2 separate regions of the Homo sapiens genome follow, and region 2 is linked to region 1. A link is a loop called in an ENCODE intact Hi-C map of the cell type or tissue named here. Cell type or tissue: Caco-2. All regions are shown on one strand. Each heading gives the region's core, and the rest is flanking DNA. Links, peaks and the distances in the headings are about the cores only.

What was found. Peaks named below come from ENCODE experiments on the same cell type or tissue, not always from the same donor. Only the 100,000 strongest peaks of a DNase experiment are listed, where the experiment ranks them.
Region 2: a loop joins it to region 1, with 2.4 times the contacts of the local background. A loop is called at or near these places in 1 of 110 quality-filtered maps.

Annotation. Positions count from the first base shown.
Region 1 is chr15:38,867,884-38,878,028 of GRCh38, forward strand. It overlaps a transcript of LOC105370777 not described here. Among named protein-coding and RNA genes, the nearest start is that of LINC02694, 180 kb to the left of the region's middle. In Caco-2, for the core only: no CTCF peak of the experiment used is centred there; a DNase peak (open chromatin) is centred at 5,488.
Region 2 is chr15:39,149,635-39,159,779 of GRCh38, forward strand. The region is part of intron 1 of LOC105370777 (a long non-coding RNA gene); the gene reads right to left. Among named protein-coding and RNA genes, the nearest start is that of LINC02915, 96 kb to the right of the region's middle. In Caco-2, for the core only: a CTCF peak has its summit at 4,675; no DNase peak of the experiment used is centred there.

The sequences.
Region 1 (10,145 bases), core at 3,161-8,160:
TTTAGATACCCACGGTTAGCTGCAGTTGGGAAATATTAAACGAAAGGTTCCGGAAATAATCAATTTATTAGTATTAAATTGCTCACCATTTTGAGTGGGGTGATGAAACCTCTTGCTGACCAGCCCGGGATGCGAATCCTCCCTTTGTCTAGTGTATCCATGCTGTACACGCTATTCACCCGTTAGTCACTTAGTACCATCTCAGGGTTCAGTAGAATCCAGTTTCAGGCATTCACTGGGGGGTCTGGGATGTTTTCCCTTCGTATAACGGAGGCCTGTTGTAATCAGCATCACTGAATAACTTAATAGATATTTAGTTCATCAATAAACTACCAATTTTAAGTGACTTAAAAATATAAACATAGTAAAACATTGAAAAAAATTAAATTTTATCAGAAAAACAATTGTTTTATTTTATAATCTTTTACCAAGGAATTTTGCTCACTTCAAGGATAGATAAATCTTGAGTCTTTGGCCTTCCTGCTGTTCTCTGTGAGTCTGATGGGCTGATGTCTCACTGGAGGGTTCAGAGCTCCTTCAGATCACATGTTGGTAAGGATATTGCCCTTCAAGGCTGGAAGGCAGGATGAGTCAACCTGGGAAGTCGGGCCAGTGGCCTCAGAATACACTGCTTGTGTTTACCCTGGAAAGTGATATCATCTGTTGCAGCATTTGGGTGTGGTGTTGAAAGGTCCAGTCGTGGCATTGACTTTGTTTTCTAAAGAAAATCTTCAGGCTCTGGGGAAGGGTCGAAGTCTGAACAACAAAGCCCTTGCCCACATGGTCGGCCCTCTTAAGAAATTCCGACCACTTATCTTTGATCTTAAGAATCTCCACACCTTGGCTTTGAATGAGAGAGTTAGGTGGCTCACAATACTGATTATATTACTGGGATATGCTATTTACTTAGGTCCCTTAAATCATACCATTATTCTTCGTCGGCATTAGAGTAAGGAAACAATATTTTTATCTCATTTCTCATTTTACTAATGTGTATGGGTATTTTCCTCTTCAATAGACTATTTAAGTGGGGGGAAAAGCAGTGTTTATAGCTAGAATCCACTTCTTTGAACAGTGCTCTCAAAATAAGCACATTCAGTGGCTGAAAGTTGATAGTATTGAATATTCTCACCATTTCTGTCAACACTAAATGAACATCGGGAGATATTATTTTGGCCAGCAGTTACTCTGTGTGAATAAACAACATGCAGGCTGTCATTTGGATGCTGCCTCCCTTGTTCAAGTAGCTATACCCTTTCTTTATATCTGTCTCTCTCTCCTGAAACAAGACTTGATTAAGTGAATAAAATTTAATTCTGGAGACTAGGTTTTTAATGATTAAAATTACAGAAATTTTTCAAGCACTTCTTCCTCATATATACTAAGAGTTGATTCATATTCATTATGTCTGTATTATGTAATTATATATAATGTTTTTTCTGTCTTTATTGATACATAATAGTTGTACATATTTGTGGAGTACATGGGATCTTTTGATACATACCTATAATGTATAATTATAAAATTAGGGTAGTTGGGATAGCCATCACCTGAAACGGTTACCATTTCTTCGTGTTGGGAACATTATAATGCTTTTCTTGCAGCTATTTTGAAATATACTATAAATTCTTATTAATTATGTTTGTTCTACTGTGAACACTAGAACTTATTCCTTCTTTCTAACTGTATTTTTGTACCCATTAACCAAGTTCTCTTCCTCTCTGACTTCAACACTTCCCAACCTCTGGTAATCACCATTCTACTCCCCACCTCCATAAGTTTAGCCTTTTTAGCTCCCACATATGAGTGAGAACATGTGATATTTGTCTTTCTGTGCATGGCTTATTTCATTTAACATCATATCCTCCAGTTACATCCATGTTGCTTCAAATGATGGGATTTTAATTTTTTTATGAATGAATATTCCATTGTGAATATATACCACATTTTCTTTGTCCATTCATCTGTTGATGGGCACATATGTTGATTCTATAATCTGGCTATTGTGAATAGTGCTGCAATAAACAAAGAGGTGCAGATATCTCTTTTATATGCTGATTGCCTTTCTTTTGGTTACATCCCTAGCAGTAGGATTGCTGGATCATATGGTAGTTCTATTTTTAGTTTTCTGATGGACTTCCATACTAATCTACATTCCCATGAACAGTGTAGGAGAACTTCCCCTTCTCTGTATCCTCATCAGCAACTGCTATGTTCTGTCTTTTTGATAATAGCCACTTTAACTGAGGTGAGATGACATCTCATTGTGGTTTTGATTTGCATTTCCTGGATGATTAGTGATGTTGAGAATTTTAAAAGTAAGTTTTTTCAATAGTTTTAAATTTATTTCCAGAAATAATGAAAATAATAACAATGATTATTATCTTTGTTTTTTTAACCAATATTGTGTGATTGATTGCTGTTTAATATTTCTGTTGGAGATTAAAGGAGGACTTCCTCTCTCTGTATTAGTCAGGATAAGCTAGGTTATCCTGCAATAACAAATAATCTCTGAATCTAAGTTGTTTAAAACAACAATAGAAACAGTTTTTACTTTTTTTCCACTCAGGGTGCATGTCCACTGAAGACTGGCTCATTGGAAGTGACGAGCTAGGGATGCATTCTTGATTATTCTCACTAACAGAACCAGAATGAGTTGTGATGATAATTAATTTTAGGTGTCAACTTGACCAGATTAAGTGGTACCCAGATAGCTGATAAAGCATTACTTCTGGGCATGTCTATAAGGGTGTTTCCAAAAGAGATTGGCATTTGAATCAGTGGACTGAGTGAGGAAGATGTGGCCTCACCCAATGTGGACAGGCATCGTCCATATGGCTCAGGTCCTACTAGAACAAAAAGCCAGAGGAAAGGTGAATTTGCTCACTCCCTTCTGGAGCTGGGACACCCTTATTCTCCTGCCCTTGGACATCAGAACCCCAGGTTCTCTATCCAGCCTTTCGAATCTGGGGCTTGGATTAGTGACCCCCCAGTTTCTCAGGCATTCAGCCTTGTGACCTTCAGTCTTGTGGTGAAAGTTATGCTATTGACATCTCTGGTTTTGAAGCCTTAAGGCTTAGACTGACTCATATTACTGGCTTCCCTGGTTCTCTAGCTTATAGATGGCTTATTGCGGGACTTCTCAGCCTCCATAATCCTGTGATAATTCCTATCTCTATCTCTCCATCTCTCTCTATATATATCTTATTGTCTCTGTCTCTCCGGAGAATTCTAATCCAATGAGGGAGGCTTATCTTTAGGAAGGGAGTGGCAAGGAAGGGGTATAGCTCAGAGGTAGAGCATTGGACTACAGACCAAGAGGAAGGGAGTGGCAAGGCAAATCATGTGCTGGCCGTTAATGCTTTGACACAAAAGTGACACAAGTGATATTCATATTTCTTTCTTATTTATTATTTTTAAATAGACTTTACTTTTTAGAGCAATTTCAGGTTTATAGAAAAATTATGCAGAAAGTAGAGTTTCCAGGTATGCACTCCTTCCCCTTCCCCACACTCCTCCTCTGCCCCTCCACCCCCTTGCCCAGAGTTCTCTCTCATTAACATATTTTGAGACAGGGTCTCTCTCTGTTGCCCAAGCATGATTTCTGCTCATTGCAGCTTTGTGCAGCCTTGACCTCCTGAGCTCAAGTGATCCTTCCACCTTAGCCTCCCCAGTAGCTGGGACTACAGGCACACAGAGTCACACTGAGCTAAAATTTTTTTGTATTTTTTTTTAGAGATGGGGTTTTGCCATGTTGCTCAGGCTGGTCTTGAACTCCTGAGCTCAAGTGATCCACTCACTTCAGCCTCGCAAAGTGCTGGGATTACATGCATGAGCCGCTGCGCTTGGCTCTCTTCCATGTCTTTTTGTGGCTTTCTTTCTTTCCTTTTTTTTTTTTTTTTTATCACTGGATAATATTCCACTGTATGGATGTACCACAGTATTGCTCTCAATCATATTCTATTGACCAAAGTAAGCCACATGGCAACCCTGACTTCAAGGGAGGGAAGGGTTATCCAATCATATAATTGGAAGAAGAAAAAGTAGAACTATTTTGTGAGCAGCACTAATTAACCCTTTTGCTTCCATGTCTTGAATGAAGTAACAATGTTATGCTCACAGTCAAATCTTTTTCAGGGTAAGTGAGAGAGTTTCAATTTAACGACAACTTGGACCCCCAATTTTTGCTATGAAGAAAGTAATAAAAGGAGCCAGAACACTCCTCATATATTACAAAAAAATCTCAATATGATCTCAAAGCTTGGCTGCAGGCTGCTCACAGATCCTCTGTGTCCTCCCTGAATACCATGTAAGTGACAGCGTCTTTGGAGTCCTAAAGGGGCCACACCTTTGTCAGAAGCCATATGCACTTGTTAAACTGAACTAAATATGGCCTGAGAAGGACGCCATACTTCTAAATTTGAGTCCATGAGGACAAACTGTAACCTAACTTTATAGTCAGATAGGATTGAAAACCTGACTTAAGAGTATGTGCCTGTAACAATAGCTGAGGTCTGGCCAATCACAGCAGCCATACGTCAACCACTCATACACTGCTGAGTGTTCAGATTTGTTCAAAAAAGGCAAATGTTGAGCTGTAATCAGTCCAGCTGTTTCTGTACCTCACTTCTGATTTCTGCACGTCACTTCCCTTTTGTTGTCTATAAATTTGTTCTGACCATAAGGCATCCCTGGACTCTCTCTGAATCTGTTGTGATTCTGGAGGCTGCCCAATTTATGAATTTTTTTTTCTTGCTCAGTTAAACTCTGTTAAATTTAATTTGTCTGAAGTTTCCTTTTAACACAGTATAGCCTCAGAATATTGCTCAATATTGTCCTGGACGTAGACAGAAGTGATAACAAATCAGGTAAAGGCCAGTCCAGAAAACAGACACCCATCAGTTTTCCTAATAAAGAATACTTAATATAAGGAATTGAAGCACTGAAAGTGAGGAGGAGGACCACTGGAGGGTCACGGAGCTAGCAACTGCAGGAAGCAATCGCTACCCCTAGGGCTGAGAGAACAAAAGGGATGCGTCAGGTGCCTGGGATCTGGAAGCTTGGAGGAGGGCCCTGCAGAGCTGGAAACTGGACCAGGAGGGAGGGGTGCTGCCTGGTGGAGGCAGGTGCGTTGGAGACTCAGAGCAGGGACCCTCAAAACAGGGACTCAATATCTGGGGAGGAGGTTCTGGTTGACAGACGCTATCACTGAGGGAGTGTGTTCTTGTAGTGAGGAAAATAACTGCAAACTGGAGCTAAGGGCTGCTGGGATGATACTGACAGGACCAGCAAAAAAACAGAAGGAACAAATCCCTTCTTCCCCACTGCCTCCAGACTCCCTCTAGTGCCCCACTACTGGCAGCCTAAGAGAAATCCCTCTGGCAAAGCTGAAATGTGATTACAGAGGCCCAGCCCCAGCAACACAAAGCTGAGAATGAAGGGTGAGTGTGGAGTTTACAGGCAACAGCTTAATAATCAACACAGACACTAAACAAATATTTGGTCCCTGTCTCTTATGCTAATATTTGCTCATTACAGCTAAAAGACTCTGAGGAAGGCCGAGGTCAGAGAAGGCGTAAGATCTGCTATTGACATGTCCTGAAAGCCTTCCTTTTTGGTAACTGTCAGCTAAAAGAATCATCCCGGCAGTATCATCTGGAAACTCGTCCAGCTTGTTTTTTGGCCACCACTCAATAAGAACTTAGTTTGAGTTCCTTGCTCTTGCTTTAAGTAGCTTTTAGAGTTCTTTGAGACATTTGTACTTGAGATAGAGAAAAGAACAGCTCCATGACAATCTTGGCTTCCCCAGGGTATTTGAAGGGGCTTACTGTCCATTCCCAGTTCTGAATCACCAAATTCCACTAAATAGCCAAGGTACTCACCAACCGTTCTTCCTTAATCTTTGCAGTCCTTCCTGTTCCCATTTCTTATTTTTATGTATTTCTGTCCTTTCTTTTCCCTGTTTTAAAATCCTTCCCCTTCTTCTTTTCTGCCATTCCACTGCTTTTCCTGATAACCCTCACTCTTCCCGGGGGACAGCACAGTGTGCTTGAAAGAGCATGACTCCTGCACAAGAAGGGCCTAGGGTTAAATCCTAATTCTAATGTTTACTTGCTTTATGATCTTGAGCAAGTAATTTTTCATTTTCAGTTTTTTAAAATGGAAATAATTGCTAGGATACGTGTACTTTGTAAGAAGAAAATGAGAGAATGTATATGTAGTGCCTGATAGATAATAGGTGCTTGTTAAATATTTGCTTCCATCTCTCTTTTTGTTGTTGTTATCAAATGCACCCTTAGGTACACCTATTGAAAACCAACTTAAGACTTCCTTATGTCTGCTGCAGAGCCCTGCGCTAGGCGCCTATCTTAGACCCAGCCTGAATTCTTCTCCTAAAGTACCGAATTGTTTATTTAATCTGGCCATATTTTATTTAACTCACTTTCTCTGTCTTAATTATTTGGAAACTGGTGAGGCTCAAAATTCAGTCTGTGGCAGCCAGAATTACTAAGCTGGTGTATTTTGACTAAAACAGGGGAAAGTTTGCAGCATAAGGGAAAGAAAAGACAGACTAGGTTTGGATTACTCTGACTGGAATCAGTGGGAGATGGAAGGTTCAAGTCCTAAACTGGCATTCCCTCACACTTCATGCCAGGACCAGCCATCAGATACCACTCATCGTCATGTGCAGACTGGCCCTAGAGCTGGAAAATGGCCACCGAGGTCACGAGAGGGTGGAAATAATATTTCACTCTGTCTCAGTGTTACGACACCTTGCTGGTTATTTACCTTCCAGTCCTTTGGAACCCTTAACTAGAAGTAGTTGCAAAGTCAGCCAGCCAGCGAGCTAAGTACTGAGCCAAGCATCACTGAAGAATTTGTAAGTTGTTTTCTCTTTCTTATCTACCAAGTGCTGGTCAGGGTGAGCCTAGCACTGCATCTTGAAGCAGGGCTCCTCTCCATTGTTTAGGTTAAATTACCTGTCAGTATTTGAGGAAATCAGGGGCACCTCCTAAAATTGGAGGTGGTGCTCCTGAATCCCCCATCTTTCCTCTGAAGGTGGTACCACTTTCCATGGCTAAGTGGGAAGCCTGAGGTTTTCCTTTTTTACTTAAAAGCTTTGCAAAGGTGATAGAGAGTCTAGGCACCCAAGGGGGATTTCCTACTGTAGGGTATTTCTGTGGTTTCAGAGTCCCAAATTTAATAGTGGTGGTTTAGGGAATGCTGATTCTCAAGGGCAAAAAGGCAATTGAAATGTGGAGCCACTTCCTGTTGGTGAGGGAAGGGACACTGTAGGAGGTAATGAGCTGGTTTGCATAAAATTGCCTTTTAAACATCAGGAGATTTTATTGATTTAAATAAAAAGCCTGAGATCCAGTTCCAGGATTGGTTCAGCAACTCAGTAATACCAAAACACTGGTCTTTCCATTGCTTTGTTCTTCCTTCCTCAGGTGTGGCACCTCATGTGTGCAAGATGGCTGCTGCTGCAGTGGCAAGCACCATGTCTTCACTGACCTGCACAGAAGCTTAAATTCTGACTTGCTTGATGGCATGGCATGCATGCCCAATGGGAAAAGCCATTTGATTCATGTACAGGTTCATGAAGGGCATGATTACTGGGAGCTTCCCTTTTGGACTTGAAGTATAAGATTTATTTCACACTGATGCCCTTCCTTGAGTAATAATAACACTAATATTCACTGAGCACTTATTACCTTCCAAGCTAAACCTTTTGTTTGTTTGTTTGTTTGTTTTTGACACAGAGTCTCACTCTGTTGCCCAGGATGGAATGCAGTGGTGCCATCTTGGCTCACTGCAACCTCCACCTCCCGGGTTCAAGTGATTCTCCTGCCTCAGCCTCCTGAGTAGCTGGGACTACAGGTGTGCACCACCATGCTGGGCTAATTTTTGTACTTTTTGTAGAGACAGGGTTTCAACATGTTGACTAGGCTGGTCTTGAGCTACTGGCCTCATGTGATCTGCCTGCCTTGACTTCCCGAAGTGCTGGGATTACAGGCGTGAGCCACCCTGCACTGTGGCCAAACGCTTTTATATGAACATTTTAGTCATCTTCATAACAACTCCACAGAGAGGATATTATTTATATTATCTTCATTTTACAGATGAGAAAACTAAAGCTTAGAACAGGGTTTTTCAAATTGTGGGTCTGAAACCATTAGTAGACCATGAAATCAATTTGCTGGATTATGACTAGCATTTATAGAAATTTACATAGAATAGGACCAATCAAATGGTGCTCACAAAATATCAAAAATAATTATTTTTTATTAATCTTTTAATTTATGTGAGTATGTGTGTGTGTGTGCACACACGTAGAGTATTATTTATGTTAAATATATTTCTTACTGTGGATTGCAGTGAAAAAATGTTTGAAAAGTCTATCTTTGAGTTTAAGTAACTTGCCCAAGATCATGTGGTAAATTATGAAGCTGTAATTTGAGCCCATGCAGTCTGAGACCAGAATCTGTGCTCTCAATCTCTGCCATGCTGCCAACTTAACTTAGAGCATGGGGAGCCCAAGAAAGGGCAGTCGTGTAGAGAGGGAAAACAATGGGAGAGGAGCAGCTGGAGAATGGAGGCAAGGCCCCAGACTCCTGGAGAATGTTCTGTGTTCCTGTTACTGGGCTCAGGTTGCAAAGGTTTAGCACGCGAATGGCCGTGGCGCTCTCTGGACAGCCCTCAGAACCACAGGTCTTGGTTCCCAGCACAGTTCTGCTGGATGCCAGGCATAATTGCTATTCACTACCCCTTGTATTTGCACATCTTTGCTGGTTTGAACAAAAAATTATATTACTTTATTGATGTCATTCCCATACAGAATTTTAGAGCTGTAAGAGAACTTAAGTCCTGAGTTGTCTGGATGCTAAATGTGAGACCTGAGAGGTCAAGTGACACGCTAAGGTCACACCGAAGATGACAGGGAGCAAGACTCAGACCTTGGGCATGCAGGCCTGTGCTTTTCATTGCTTTCATTTGTATCATGACCTGGTCCTTTTAGAAGGTGGTGAATTACAGGCTAGCAGGAAAGGTCTGCGTGTGCCTCATCCTGGAGGCTTATTTGAAAACTGGAGAAAAAGATGTCTTCTCTAGTATCCATGCTGGGTTTCAAGGTGGGCTGGAATCTTCTCGTGAGAGTGCAGGGAAGTGAGAATGGAGAGAAAGGGGGTGTGCGTTGCCTCTTGGCTTGTTTTTCTAAGCACAAAATGAAACTTTTTTCCAGGCAACTTTTTCTTTTCTTTTTTTTTTTTTTTTTACAAAAATAATAATTTGAGACTCTTTCCCAGGGCAAAAATACACTGTGCAGTCTTTGTGCCCACAGCACCTGTAGAAGGGATTGAATTGAAGTTTTGTTCAAGGTGCTGAAAGTTTATGGTCCATTTAGCTGTGAAGCAGAGTTTAATGTTGGCAAACTTTTGTGTTTGTTTTAGTTTCTGAAAGTTGCTAACCATTTTCCCTTTCTTGGGGAGGAGAGCAGGCCTGGCAGGAAAGGCAGGGCCATCACTGGGGCAGGGTGGGCGGGGTGGGTAGTGTTTAGGTACAGAATCTTAATGGGCCAGTAGATATGTCTGCCTGATGCCTTTAGCACCACAGCCTGTTAGCCTGACCTGCTGGCACATGGAGTTAAGGCCGCAGAGGCTGAGGAAAGTGGGTGTTTTCGGAGCCCCTTCCTTCAGCAGTTTCATCCAGTGTGGATGCTGATGGACAGCTACAATCCCCAGAGCCAAGTGCACATTCCTGCAAAAGATAAACATTTGTCTATTTGCTCAACTCTGCTCTCACTTTGTTACCATCTAAGCCAGATCTATCATGCCCTCGATGCATTTGGCAGGAGGGAAAACAGATGGTCATAGACCTGGCTAAACAGTTCCTATTTCTGCAGCCCTGGCACTAGTAATTCTGGGTCTACTTGCAATTTTGTGTAAGACGCTAGATAAGAGGCCTAAAGCCCATCACCTGCCCTGGTCTATGCACTAGCAATAAGCAGATGTTACCTTGAGTCTGGAGTAACAACCAGACTCATTTGGCAATTCTGGAGGCAAATTGCTTGTCAGAAACACAAAAACAAATATTTCATAAACATAATAATCATGTGTCAAGGGTAAGTCTCATGTTCCTACCTCATT
Region 2 (10,145 bases), core at 2,048-7,047, 280 kb after region 1:
AGAGAAGTCACTGTGTCAGCTGCCTCGGCCTCCTGGAAGTATTGTCATTGCCCAGAAGAAGGTCCAGGAAAATGAGAAATAAGAAGGACCCCACAAATGCTCTCTTTCTTATCTTTTTCTTTTGCAAGATCATCACTCTCAGTGTTGCAAACCAAAGTATGGTTTGAGGTGAACTGCCCATCTGTTACTCACCTCCTGTCAGCTGTCACCCAGCTCACTGATTGGAAAGAACACTAGGGCATTGGGTCTAAATTGGCCAAGGGGTAGGGAACATGGAGCAGTCATAAATGGAAAGTGTTCAGGCTCAAAACAAGTTGCTAGGGGGAACCATACAGGAATCTGTGTGAGGCAGCTTGAAAATGTTTACATAAAATGCAGCAAAAGTGGGAGAGAAGAAAGCCAAATAAATCCATGCCCACAGATGTCCTCACATTTGAAGAGGGATTTTTTAGCAATTAAAAGTTTAGCAAGTGTTTGGGAGCCAGGAGTGGGAAGTTTTGGAGTCCCAATTAGGAGATAGATATAAAGTACTTCCAATCTGGAGACTGAAAAATCAGAAATAAAAAAAGGTGGTGGAGTAGTTTCAGAAAAGAGATTTTAAGGTTATTTCTAATAAAAGCCAATTAAAACAAAGCATAGCAACAACAAATTGTTCAAGACCCTTTGACTTTGTTGATTTCCTAAAATTTTATCTCTGAAATGAAAGGGTAGGTCTTTTGCTTTCTTGACTTTTTCCCCAAATAAAGAAACAAATATATATATTAGAGAAATATATGAGAGAGAAAATGTGTTTGGAGAACGTTTTTCAAAACAGGACAAGGGAATAGAAAACTCTCTCCTTATAAGTTGCTCTCAGGAAATGTTACCTTAGTATTTGCTATTTTAGTTACTTTAATCAACTGATATCTTTTTTAAAGTTCTGGATTAGAATAATTATTATAATGAGTAAAACTTAGAGTGCTTACTATAACTGTAAAAAAGATATAGAGAGTAGGTACCATTTTGGTCCTACTTCACACAGAGGGAACTTAGGTTAATAACATTAAAACAGTAGCTAGAGCTTGAACCCTGGTCTTTCTCATAGCAAAGTCACACAATTAACCATGAGTGTAAATTTTCAAACTCCACACCTCTTAGTTTCATGTGAGCTGTCCTTAATTCCCATAGCCACAACGTATTTAAATTTCAGAGAACACAACGATAGTTTTCACTGAAATTGCAAAACCATTATCCTACAGGAGACAACGTTCTAAAGGTTCAAGGCATTAGCTGCTAGAAGTGATGTGCATTGAGCGATGGGCGGGACACTATGTCAACCAAGCAAAGGCCATTCTCTTGATTCATACACTTTGCTTCTGTTTGATAATACCTACAACCTTCATTCCAGGGCCTGACACAGTGTGGGCCAAATGATATACACAAAATACACATTTTGTATTCAGTTGATATTTTTGAACTGAAAATAATATCTTCCATCAATCTCTGCTCAGGTGTCACTTGAGCTCCAAGAAGCTGTCTGCACTAGCCATGCCAGTCATGCCTGTCTCCAACCAGCCTGACTCCTTTCCTGTTGCCCCTTCACTAGTTCTGATTTCTCTCATGAAATTTAACTAAGGATTACATAAAATCTGCATAAGTCAAATGCTCTGGAAGATGGAAATTTCTATGCATGTATAAAGCGTTATTGTTATAATTGTACATGTTGCGGCATCCCAGGCAGTAATGCTTGTGAGTTTACATTTGTATGTAACATGCTCTGAGGCTGTACTGTGGGCCAAACAAAAAATATTTGATTTAATCTCACAACAACCTTTATAAGTGGCTGTTAACATTGCCCTGCTTTTACCAGTGAGGAATCTGAGGAGTAGAGAGGTTGTATATATTGAGCCAACACTCATAGTGAGGGACTGGCTCACCCAGAATTCAAACTCATCTCTGTCTGACCTTGAAGCTTACACTCTGAACCATTTTTTAAAACAGTCTCTATATATTAGTTTCCTATTTCTGCTATAACAAATCACCACAAACTTCGTGGCTTAAAAACAACACAAATTGATTATCTTACAGTTGTGGAAGTCAGAAGTGTGAAATGAGTCTTACGAAACTAAAATAAGAATTTGTTCTCTCTGGAGGCTCTATGGGAAACTCTGTCCCTTGTCTTTTTCACTTTCTAGAAGCCACTCACATTCTGGACTCTTGGTCACATCATCCTAACTTCTACTTTGGTTGCTGACTCTTCTCTAGCTCTGACCCTCCTGCCTCCCTCTTATGGAGAGCTTTGTGATTTCTTTGGGATGAATAATCTAGGATAATCTTCACATCTCAACATCCTTATTTAATCACACTTGCAAAGTTTCTTTTGTCATGTAAAATAACATATTCACAGATCCTGGGAATTACCATGCAGATGTCTTTGGGGGACCATTATTCAATTACACACTAAGAAATGCCTTATTTTTTTGTGGGGGGCGCTGGGGGAATCGTTTAACATATAGGTGTGTCTTTGCGTTTCCTTCACTACTATGATTTAAGCTCATTGAGAAAAGAGACTGTCATCTCACAGCTGGCTGTAGCTCTCTGACAGAGCCTGCTGCCTGTGTGCTCCCATCTGCAGGGTGTGAATTCAAGAGATCTCTCCCTTAGCTCTGACCTCTCAATCCCCAACTACTCCACAGAAAAAGAAACTGCCCCCCAACCATTATTGGAGGAAAAGCTTATTATTCCATCATCGGAAATGAAGCTAAAAATATAAATAGTATCGGAAGCTATAACATTGACCTCAGAATTAGACAAATTAGCAAAAATATCAAACCAGTTCTGATGGTGAAAGAAAAGAGCCCTGGTTGACTGAAGAGGCCAAAGGAAGGAGTACGGAACACAGGAAAATGATAATGAGAATTGGGACACTCAAAATAAAATTTTCTTTCTTCACAATTTTGCCAAAGTTCAGGCCTACTGTAAATAAAATTCTGGTAATCATTAGTATTGTTCACCGATATTTTCAGTTCCTTTTCTTTCTGGCACGTAAGATTGCTATTTCCAAATCCTTGCAGTTATATGTGGCTAAGGGACATCTAAGACAAGCAGAGGTACAACATGACTGAAGCGATATGTGTCACATCCGGGTGGAGGCCTTGGAGAGCGGGTGCCACATTCCCAGACACTTCCAGAGTAACTGACAATGCCTGACACCATGGAGCCTCCGTGAGCCTGTGCACCTGAGGATTAGGACATGGGGAAGGGCCTCCAGTTGACCCGTGATGGTCATAAAGCATCAGTAAGGAATAAGCCCTTGTTGTTAATAACCAATCATATATGTGGGTTTACTATATTGCAGCTAATAGAGTCTCTCCTGAGTGATGTAAAAATCTAGTTCTTTTCTGGACACAATGACTATTGAAGGAGAAAAATAAGGAAAGGGAAGGGTGGTTGGATATCATTTAGTGGCAATAGATGTTTTCTCAAACTTCCCCTAAGAACATTGCATTAAATGAAAACGAGCACTCTTCTGGAAACCTGAAAGTATAATGTAACAAGGATATACAAGGGCTTTATAAATTGTGAATCATTTTGCAAATGCTAGCTAAAACAATATTTATTTATCATCCACAACTGCAGCCAAGATTACATGTTTTCTCATTTTGTAAGTCCATAATATTTACCTAGCTCTCACTAAAGAAATACTTAATCACACTGTATGTGGACAATTCAAAAGATCAGAGACAACTCTTCTAATTTATGTGTCAAAACAAATATCCCCAAGAAAGACTAAGGCCACTTGATAGACTATGTACAATTCAAGATGAATGCTTCTTTGCTATTTTTTTTTTTTTTTTTTTTTTTGGAACAGGATCTTGTTTTGTCATCCAGGCTGGAGTGCAGTGGCACAGTCACAACTCACTGCAGCTTCAACCACATTGGCTCAAGTGATCCTCCCACCATCAGCCTTTTTGGTAGGTGGGACTATAAGCACATGCTACCATGCCCAGTCAAGTTTTTAATTTCTTTGTAGAGACAGAGATCTCACTATGTTGCCCAAGCTGATCTCAAACTCATGAGCTCAAGTGATCCTCCCATCTTGGCCCCCAAAGTGTTGGGATTACAGGCGTGAGCCACTGCTCCTGGCCTTGCTACTCTTTTTATTATTCACAACCTCTAGAAATAGTATAGGAGATCCAAGCACTAGTCTCCCGTTGTCATGGATACAGAAAGTGGAGAAGAGAGCAGGATAAGTGGCTTGTTTGGGACTAGACAAGGCTGTCACTAAATGACTCACTACTTCAGCCCTTTGCTCCTCTTGGCACCTGGACCAGCAAAGGCACACATATTCTGTAATTGTTTTGTTCCTGCCAAACCTGTTACAAGGAATAAACTTAGAGCACCCAGAAGTTTAGCAACATATTATCATCTTGGAATGTGACATTATTAAACCCTCCTAATCCCCATGTCTACAAAATTAAGAAATCCAGAGCATGTTTTCTAAATGGAAATGGAAGCGTATACAGGCTTAATCACAAAGAGTTAATTTTTAAGCCCTTAAAATTAGAGAAATGACAATGACAATATAAATTCTTATTTTTACCACTTCTGGGGTGAAGCTTGTTTGGAGAAGCTAGCACTGGTTAGAAAGAATAGCCATGTCAGACTGAGGAAATCACAGCTCTCACCTGTAGTTACTGGCAAAACAAAGTCTGGACTTTGTCTCTAGTGGCAGAGGTTGGAACTTGATCTCTTAGCTTCTAGTCAGTTCTATTGCCACCAAACAAGGAATAAGCAAGATTTCCTTCTCTGGATTGCCTTTGGGATTGACTATCTGTTCATCCTGTTTAGTGAGTCTCCTCTATAAGGAGTCTTCAGGGTTCCAGGCACTCTGAGGGCTGTTTCTCACTCCAGGGCCCCTCTACTGGAGGGCACAAACTGTGGGCCACATACAAGGTACAGCCACACCCCAGGGTGCTGTCAGAGTCCAGCACTCACAAGTTTACAATGGTTACCCACTTGGTTTCACCTCAGGTCACTGTTACTTTCTTTTAGCCACCTATTCTTTAGAAGACAAGTTCCCTTCCTGATTTCTGACCATTCTCTTCTTGACAGGGTCAACTTCCATAGTGCCACCTACCTTCCTCCTTTCCTGACCCAAGCTACTCTTTCCCAACTTTTCTCAGATCCTTTGTTGAAACAATTTTATTTTGCACTGTTACATTCCCTCGTGTGTCATGAGGGGTGCACTTCAAGTAAATGTCCACACTGACAAAGCAACTATATCTCTGTAACTAATTCCAGCCAAAAAGTTCTTCCTAAAAGGAGTATAATTAGGAAAGAAATTATGCACATAAACAACATTCCTTTCCTGGGATGGACTGATGATTGTTGGAAATATTTTATTAACTCATACCCTCCTTTATTCCCAAAAGGATTCAGGGCAGCATCTTTCCATGCCTTTTTTGGAGTGTAGGGTAACATATGCTGCTGTGGTCTGTGAAAAGAATGGGCAGCAGCCGGGTGCGGTGGCTCACGCTTATAATCCCAGCACTTTGGGAGGCCGAGGCGGGTGGATCACAAGGTCAGGAGATCAAGACCATCCTGGCTAACACAGTGAAACCCCGTCTCTACTAAAAATACAAAAAAAGTAGCCAGGCTTGGTGGCACATGCCTGTAGTCCCAGCTACTCGGGAGGCTGAAGCAGGAGAATCACTTGAATCCAGGAGGCAGAGGTTGCAGGGAGCCGAGATCATGCCACTGCACTCCAACCTGCATGATAGAGAAAGGCTCCGTCTCAAAAAAAAAAAAAAACAGAATGGGCAGCTCTTGCTTTAGTAAGGCTTCCATTCTTGTTTTAAGAAATAGCAAAGGGTTAATATTTAAACTCATAAAGCTCTTGAAACCTTGTGTAAGTAACCTTATCCTAGAAAAATGACCTGTATTTTAATTTATATTAGATGGGGAATTTTCACATGTAAACCTTCCCTAGGTAAGAAAAAGAAAAGGAAGATTCCCGAAAGACTCAGATAGAAGAGAGAGGGTAACCGTCAAAGAAAACACATCCTGTCTAGGATAATATGGGGTCTGGATCATCAAAATTGTCTGAATTTTTATTGCTTTCCCTGCCATTATGATTTGAAAAGGCTTGTTGAGATGTCCTCTCTACCAGATTGGATAAATCAATGTCCTTGGCTGGAATGTTCAAGCTCAGAGAGGCCAGGAACTCAGGTGTGTGACCTTCGACTTTTTAATAAATAGAAAGCAATGAAGACTGCCTGAGGTTACAGATCATTGAGATGAGTTTTAATTACCCTTTTGGGGAGACACAAGCCAAAGCGTTCAACAAAACTACAACCCATTGGCTCTCTCGAGTTTAGAACATTAATGTCTCATTTCCATAGCTCTCTCGGTCATCTCTTAAACACAATGTTTGAATTCCCAAGGTCATTTTGCCATGAATTTCTCCCAAACCCTTAAGAAAAGACAATATCAGCAGGGAAAGAGGCCAGTCCACTCTTTCAAGGAAGCAGTTTTCAGAGAAGTATCAAGACCCTTGTCAGCACTAGGAAGGATATGTGAATTTTTATGATTGCCTCTTTACTCTTTCCCACATGTGATCAATGACTAGAGGTGAAGTAAGTCCTTCTCAGGGTGGGACAAGAGGCATGTCTAAGGCTTGTTTCCTTATAATTTTGTCTTTCATTTACTTTCTGTAGTTCTGTGGCCAGCTCATAGGACTCCAGGGACCTTGAGACTGAAGCACATTCTACAAATAAAGTCAAATGCAGTGAGTAATCTGAGCTCAGTGCAGCTGAGAGGGCAGGGGTCAGGCCTGGAAGTCATCAGATGAAAAATCAGACCAAAAATTAAAATGAAAATATTGGCAGCTAGTGAAATACCAAAAAACGACAATTCCTTCATTTGGTCCTCCCTGCCTTTCCAGACCATGATCTCTCACGCTACATTCAAGTTCCAAGGAGATCCTTCTCTATGCAGAGATCATATAGGACCCTCAGGTGCTTGCGAGAGCATATGGTATGTTCTTTGCCCCTGGGAACGTTCTCTTTTGGACATCAGCTGAATCCTTACAAGCTCTAGTGTTGCTCTAGTCTAGACTCAATGGATCACTGTCCAAGGAATCAGACCTATTGATGACTCTCAAAAATTTCAGTAAAGGGATACTTATATAAACATCAAACTGAAGAGCCATTTATCAGCTCTGTGTGCACATAAATCATCACCCAGAGAGAGGATATTTCAACCAGAAAAGATAAGGAAGTTTAGCTAAGCTGTCTGAAGAAAGTCAGTGAAGGTTGAATAAGGATAAAGGGAGGCTTCCCTATTAGGACATGAAGGGAAAAAGGGAAATTCCCCAAATAAGAAAAAAATTGGGACAAGCCCAGTCAATTACAGAGACTGCCCTGAAAAGACTGGCCAATGTGAGCTGACCCTGGAGCTGAGACTAAAAGCTAAATGCCAAAGTCTGTTTCTCAGAGGTCAGCTGGTGCCTGAGACCCAGCATCGGGGTTATTAGGCCATAGCTGGAGCCTTCCTGGCTCAGCCTCACTCCCCAAAGGGCCATTGTTATTCAATAGGCCAATAGTTGCTAAATCCAACTGAACAAGATGAATTATATAATCTTTCTCTGTGGGGGTTTTATGATTAGATAAGTTTTGCATAGAGACTTCAGGAAGGCCACCCTTAATTTAGACTTTGGATTAATATTCACTCTCTCATAATTTTATGCATTATCTCCTAGATAGAATTCACCTGATTATAAGGGAAAAAAGAGATGAGATAGTCTGAAAAATACTCAAAGACATGCTGCCAACTTAATAAAAGCTAAAAGTTTCAGCCTAAACATTCCTCTTTAATGAAGACCTTGGTGCAGCTGAAATGGGATGATTCCATTCTAAAACATCTAAAGAAATTTACCATAGTTAGCAGAACAGATTTGCTTCTTCTCAGTGAAATTATCTTTCATCTTTCTCAATGTTTATAAAAGTAGGATCTTTAAAAGTCTGCATTATAAAGCAAAAAAAAAAAAAAAAACTGTCCCACAGCTAAAAACCAAAAATAAGTCATCAAAACTGAAATGGAAACACATTCCCCTCGATAATTACATTTTAGTAAATAAAGATATAACTAGCTGTTGGTGATGATTTCTGGTGATGAAAATGACCCAGAATTCTACTTCAATCATAGTTGAGTCCAATTTTTAAAAATCAATCACATTTACTTGTTGTATGTCATTATGCCAATGAATAGGTTAACAAGAAGATAGCTGCTAGCAACAATATTCCAATTCAGAAGTGGACATGAAGACAAACAGGATTCTCTGATGAATGACCCCAGTGGGTAATTAGCAATGTATTGAAAACAGATAACAGGTGCCCTAGACTCCCCAGCCAGCAAGGAGGCTATGTCCAAACTCAGCTTCTCACAGATCTCTAGTTAGTGGGGGGGTGTCTTTCCCAGAACTCCCCTTTAAACAGCTGGCACCTGAGCTCAGACTTCCAGGAACTTAAGCCCAAAATGCTTATTCACTCCGTTCCAGGCTGCTCTCAGGCTTACTCTATAAAAAAGGGAGAGCCACAGAAAAGAGTGTTTTCTGGAACCCAGATCCTCAGTGTAATTAGATGTGTTCCAGCCTAAGCATTTCTTTTTTGCAGGAAGCCAAGAGAACAGAGACCCATGCAGCCACTGGCTCTTCTGCCTGTTAATTCCAATCTGTCTCAAATAATGCTGTTCACCCAGAGTCTTTGCATAACAATGAGGAAACAGAGACACAAGGGTACAACACCGCCATCATCTATCCATCGAGTCAGCAGAGTCACTGTAGATGGCATCCACCTTCTTATTTACAAAGAAACCGATACACAAAGACACCAGCCATAGACCTAGACTTTAAACTGTATTTGCTACCCCTTTTATGCCCACAACATAGTAGTGCCTGCAGAATTGTTAACTAAAGTGTTTCTCTAATGAGGGAGTAAGTGAGCATTCTTATATGATGGCTTTCAGTAACCAAAAGGAAACAAATTTAGTACAAGGGCGCTTTGGTAAAATGACATAGGAAATGGATTCTGGTATTTGCCTGCAATAAATTATAAATTGGCAGGGAACAGACAACATTTTATATTCATTTAAAATAAGCATAATGAAGAATTGCTTTTTAAGTGAAGACCAAGATAATCTCGGCATTTGACGTTATCAACACATCTTTCATTTTCCCACATACAATCTGCCCTGTGCTGCACACCACAAATTTACATGCAAAAAATATAAAAGGGAGGCTGGGCGTGGTGGCTCACGCCTGTAATCCCATCACTTTGGGAGGCCGAGGCGGGCAGATCACGAGGTCAGCAGATCGAGACCATCCTGGCTAACACAGTGAAATCCCGTCTCTACTAAAAAAATTAAAAATAAAAAAATTAGCCGGGCATGGTGGCGGGCACCTGTAGTCCCAGCTACTCAGGAGGCTGAGGCAGGAGAATGGCATGAACCTGGGAGGAGGAGCTTGCAGTGAGCCGAGATCGCGCCCCTGCACTCCAGCCTGGGCGACAGAGCGAAGACTCCGTCTCAAAAAAAAAAAAAAAAAAAAAAAATTTATATATATATAAAAGGATACAAATAATGTCTGAATGATCTGAATGATCATGTCTGCTCTTGTGTATGTAAAAGCCTAATTTCCAAAAGTGGAATAAAGAGAAAAAATACACAAACAAAAATTATAAGCTCCTGGAGTTCAGCCATGAAATATTATTGAGATTAGAAGAAGGGTGAAGCCATGGTCAAGCTCTTGATGAAATGCCCTGCTTGCCTATAAAGAGATGTGAATCTTAACATCTCCATGGTGATGAGCAGACAGATGCCCACTGGTGTTTTCATGTCTACATTTAATGGGTGAGAATTTCAATGATTTATTCCAAGCTTTGGGGGCTGGGGGTAAACTCAGATTTTTATCTAGCATGAAACTCTTGTGGCCTCTCTGAACAATGTAGCCTGACTTTCTGTTGGATTGATGCTGAAAAGCTCTTTTATTTCTCTATAGCAAATGGTTCCCTGGTCTTTTGGTATACCAGAGAAGTGAGATATATAACCCTAAACCAGCTTAAAAGTTAGCTTGCTGTACCTAGTGTTCCAACACATTCTGTCTCTTG